Regions from separate parts of the Homo sapiens genome. Here region 2 is linked to region 1. Evidence: read pairs that join two places in POLR2A ChIA-PET (ENCODE). Cell type or tissue: A673. All regions are shown on one strand.

The links. Peaks named below come from ENCODE experiments on the same cell type or tissue, not always from the same donor. Only the 100,000 strongest peaks of a DNase experiment are listed, where the experiment ranks them.
Region 2: POLR2A ChIA-PET joins it to region 1 with 5 read pairs; 1 of 35 experiments calls an interaction of 5 or more read pairs at or near these places.

Annotation. Positions count from the first base shown.
Region 1 is chr17:81,579,666-81,582,165 of GRCh38, reverse strand. The region is part of intron 12 of NPLOC4 (NPL4 homolog, ubiquitin recognition factor); the gene reads left to right. Among named protein-coding and RNA genes, the nearest start is that of FAAP100, 29 kb to the right of the region's middle. In A673, no CTCF peak of the experiment used is centred here; no DNase peak of the experiment used is centred here; H3K27ac peaks cover 1,439 bases.
Region 2 is chr17:81,051,835-81,054,334 of GRCh38, reverse strand. BAIAP2 (BAR/IMD domain containing adaptor protein 2) reads right to left here. Exons shown (of 14, transcript NM_001144888.2): 2 at 592-667. Among named protein-coding and RNA genes, the nearest start is that of BAIAP2, 18 kb to the right of the region's middle. RefSeq lists enhancers at 878-1,684, 1,685-2,493. In A673, no CTCF peak of the experiment used is centred here; no DNase peak of the experiment used is centred here; H3K27ac peaks cover 487 bases.

The sequences.
Region 1 (2,500 bases):
TCCTAGAATCATAAGTTCTCTGGAAATGTTCCCCAAGTAAGTCTTCCGACTGGCTCTGTCTATGCTCCATGTTTTCTGGTGATTCACTGTGGTGTCTGGGCCCCTCGGGTGTTCTTTGGTACAGAGGAGCCCTCCTCATGTTCCCTCTCTGACACTAGGGTGTGGTGGGTCCACCATGGAAGCATGTCTCTGCTGTCAGCACGTCCCAGAGACATTTTGAGATGGTCTGGGACTCCATCCAGGGCATAGCGAGGCTACTAGCTCTGCCCAGAAGGTCTAAGTTATTCCTGCGCCTCTGCTTTCGGGATGCTCTTTCCTGCGTCTGTGTGATGTGTGAGGATGTGGCAGGCTACGACCCTTCTGCCACAGAGATCACACAGCCTCCAGTCCTTTTATTCCCACTCCTCTGGACATGGGACAGTGGCTCTAGTGTCTGGAATCTGACTTGGCTTTGTAGCTGTGCCTTTACCACCTTGCTGGCTGGCGCCCCGGGAGTATACTCTCTTCCCATGGACTGCCTTCACTGGCTGATTTCTGTAATCGTTGTGGGGGAGTGAGGAGAGGTGGCCTTGGTGCTGTGGAGGACTGGCTGCCCCTCTGGCTGGAGCCAGTTGTCTCCTCACTGCTCGCACCTATGCCAAGGGTCTGGGCGTCCACAGGGCTTATTCCTCTGGGGCAGGGAGAATTGGTTGATTGGGTTTGAGGGAGCCTCTTGAGGACAAGTAACAATTGGGCACTTTGACAAGGGGCTGGCTTTCAGTTCTTTTGTGACATGGTGATTTTATTAACTTTTTTTTTTTTTTTTTTTTTTTTTTTTGCGTTGGAGTCTGGCTGTGTTGCCCAGGCTGGAATGCAGTGGCCCAATCTCGGCTCACTACAACCTCCGCCTCCCAGGTTCAAGCAATCCTGCCTCAGCCTCCCAAGTAGCTGGGATTACAGGCACCTGCCACCATGCCTGGCTAATTTTTTTGTATTTTTAGTAGCGACAGGGTTTCGCCATGTTGGCCAGGCTGGTCTCAAACTCCTGACCTCAGGTCATCCACCCGCCTTGGCCTCCCAGAGTGCTGGGATTAAGGTGTGAGCCACCGCTTCCAGCCTTACTGTGTTTTAAAATCTCTATTTTCTTCTCCTTCAGCCATGAGGAAATAGTCTGACGGGCATAAGCCCACGGGTGGGCTGGCCCAGGGCCACTGGGGATTTTGTACTTCCATGCCATGTCTCTCCCAGGCCCCCAGCTGTGGGCATGGGAGGCTGGCCCTGGGCCCTTCAGAGCTGAGCGGGGAGCGAGAGCTGTTGTGTTTGGGTGGCCAAGCCCTTGGTAGCACTGACCTGATTCACTGTGCGATGCTCTCACGGCATCCATTCTCTCATGTTTAGAGAACACCTGTGAATTGCCAGGCCCTGGAGTTCATGGAGAATGGAGAAGGGCTCCCTGCATCGGGGAGACTGCTGCAGCAGGGGAGGTGGGCCACCCCAGCGGAACGGGTAGAGAAGCTTGGAGTGCCCTGGTGGGTCGAGTCCTGAGAGGGGAGAGAAGGTGTCAATTGGCAGAGCAGCTCTGGGGGTGTCTGGAGGAGATTGTTCAGACAGAGGCAGCAGCCTGTTCCCCACACAGAGAGTGATAAGCAGGGTGGCCTGCTGGGGTAGAGGTGGGAGGGGCCCTTGGAAGCTGAATCTATGGTTGGAAGTGAGATGAGGGCTTCTGAAAGGTGCTGAAGGGAGATGGCTGTGCCGGGGCTGTGAGACGATCACTCTGGCTGCTGGGCTCGGAGCTGGAAAAGGAGACTAGGGTAGAGAGTAGAGATGGCTGTGCAGTAGTGAGGGGGTTGAGTGTGTGGTGTGATCGAGAGAAGAGGCAGGCAGACTCCAGGGTGTCCAGGCCAGGCTGGAAGGCTGGGGATCTGTCGGCGATGTGCTAGTGCAGAGGCACCACCCGGGGTGAGCGCATTGCTTGGGAGAGGCACATGGTACAGATGGTGTTGGGGTGGTGCTTGAGGCCTGGTGAGAGGCCGAGTTGTCCATCCTGGAGGGGATGGCTGAGGAGAACCCCACCTTGGGGGAATGAGGTGGAGAGCACTGGGAGGCAGGAGCTGGGGAGGAGGGGCAGGAGCATAGCGCCCTGGAAGGCAGGCAAGAAAGGAGCTCCCTGGTGAGTCAGGAGAGGAGGCTTTGCCTTCAGCAGCTCAGGGGTGTTGGGAGCTTTGATGAGCCTGGCTGAGTAGTAGATAAGCGGCTGCCGAGAGTGAGCTCACAGAGGAGAATGGGGGGTGAGCTCACAGAGGAGAATGGGGGGTGAGCTCACATCAGCAAGCTGCATGACTCTTTCGGGGGGTTTCACTGCCAGGGAGAGCAAAGGACAGTCACCAGTATGGGAAGTGGGATTGAGAAGTTTTCTTGTTTGGGTTTTTATTAACGTAAGGGAAATACTGACATGGGCATGTACTGCTTCCTGGTGTCCAGCAAAGGAGCTAATTGGCACACAGAGAGGAAGGGGCATGGT
Region 2 (2,500 bases), 530 kb after region 1:
GCCCGGGCACAGTTCTACCAGCTCAGGAGGCAGCTCCCACCCTTGGGGCCAGGGCACAGTTCTACCAGCTCAGGAGGCAGCTCCCACCCCAAGGGGCCCGGGCACAGTTCTACCAGCTCAGGAGGCAGCTCCCACCCCACGGGGCCCGGGCACAGTTCTACCAGCTCAGGAGGCAGCTCCCACCCCACGGGGTCCGGGCACAGTTCTACCAGCTCAGGAGGCAGCTCCCACCCTTGGGGCCAGGGCACAGTTCTACCAGCTCAGGAGGCAGCTCCCACCCCACGGGGCCCGGGCACAGTTCTACCAGCTCAGGAGGCAGCTCCCACCCTTGGGGCCAGGGCACAGTTCTACCAGCTCAGGAGGCAGCTCCCACCCCAAGGGGCCCGGGCACAGTTCTACCAGCTCAGGAGGCAGCTCCCACCCCACGGGGCCCGGGCACAGTTCTACCAGCTCAGGAGGCAGCTCCCACCCCACGGGGCCCGGGCACAGTTCTACCAGCTCAGGAGGCAGCTCCCACCCCACGGGGCCCGGGCGCAGTTCTACCAGCTCAGGAGGCAGCTCCCACCCCACGGGGCCCGGGCGCAGTTCCACCTGCCAGTGCCTTCTCGTAATTCTTCCCCATGGCGATGAAGTTCCGGAGGCTAGGGTTGAACTGCTCCATGATGGTCTGGAAGAAAGCAGAGAAGAAACAGCATTACTGGCAGAGGTCACCCTGGTGACTCCGAAGGGTCCGAACACAGAGGAGAAAACCCAGAGCAGGCACCCCTCCTGGGGGTCGACACCACAAATGCTCAAGGTGGGCTTCCCAAGTTCAAATCCCAGCCATGCCCCTGATCAATGTCCTTGGGAAAATGACCTTCCTGAGCCTCGGTTTTCACACCTGTGCAAAGGGGGTAAGAAGAAACCCGGCCGCAGAGGAGTGTCTGCGGGCTGAAGGAGCGCATTTGCATGGTGCAGCAGGCAGAATACAACTGGCGCTCAGACGCGCCGCTGCCGAGGTGCCGTTCCCATTGGCGCGGCTGAGTCAGCCCAGAAGGGCCCCCCACCGGCCATACACAATCGCTCAACGACGCCGGCACCCCCCTCCCACTAAAATCCTGCTCAACACATCAATTACCAAACCTCAGCTCTGATTAGCACCACTGCAGCCTGATCTGCAGATGCCGTGCTATGAATAATCCAACGGCTCTGGGTCTGTTTGCCCGACGGACGGGCATCTCGGTGCCAAGATCAGCAGTTCTTAGACTCAAGAAATTAGATTTTCACTGCGAAGGCCAAATAAATGTTTTAATTACAAGGGATAAAAACAGGCACACACAAACAACAGCCAAATGAGAATTCTACCGGCATAACATACACTGACTGTCAACAGCCAGCCCCTGCCAGCAAGGGCCCAGGGAGCAGCTCCAGCAGAAACCCCCAGCTCAGCCACCTCCCGTGTCTTCCGGTCATTTGTTATGATGTGATCCTGATCTTTCCTGAGGATCACAGGAAGGGAAGCCGCCCAGCCCTGTCGCAGACAAGCAGGAGGCTGTGGGGCCCCAACCCACCCAGCCCCAACCTGTGGGCTAGAGAGTGGGGAGGGAAGGGCAACTGCATCCCCCACCCCCTCTCCCAGCACCTGGCCTCAGCCTCCGAAGCCAAGAGAACAGATAGAAAGGGCATTTAGGGACAAGGAAGCCACTCCCCACCACGGGACCTGCCTCCAGAAAACCCGCTATTTGACGAGTGTTCCATCCCCTGCCCTGAGGTATGGCCAGGGTGTGTGTTCTTGGGAAACGAGGCCCCGAGTTCTGCACTACGCCGGGGCTCACAGCAGGCCGGGTACACCTCAGTCCTGCCTATACTGGACCCTCCGGTGGTAACGCCACCCGGCCAAGTTCCAGGGCAGGTGCTCCTTCCTTCCAGGACGCAGCAAGGGTGAGGGCGCCTTTGCGTGCTAGCCCAGAGGCCACGTGCACGGGGGTGGGGGATGCAGCATCGACCCAGCCGCAAAGCCCTGCTCGCACAGAGCCAACATCTCCCGAGGGAAGGCAGGACTAGGAGGGCCAGCGCTTCCGCAGAAGTGGGATAGGCGTGCTCAGCGAGACGTGGAAGGCAGGCAGGGAAGCACTTTCCATGCCAGAGAGCAGTGGGCAGACCAGGGCAGGGCAAAGGCCCCGAGGCAGGGCCCATGGTGAGTTCCTGGGAAAGCAGGACCCGGCGTGAGGGTGGAAGGGGCCCAGGGGAGGCAGGAAGAGGAAGAGGTGGATGTGCTAATGGGATAGCCCCTGAGGCCCGGCTGCATGAAGCTAAGGAGGGTCTGAGCAGAACGATGGGCCAGCTACATTTAAGAGATTCCGCTGGGTCAGATGCGGTGGCTCGCACGTATAATCCCAGCATTTTGGGAGGCAGAGGCGGGAAGATCACTTGAGCCCAAGCGTTCAAGACCGGCCTGGGCAACGTGGTAAGACCCCATCTCTACTAAAAATTTAAAAATTAGCTGGGTGTGGTGGTGCAT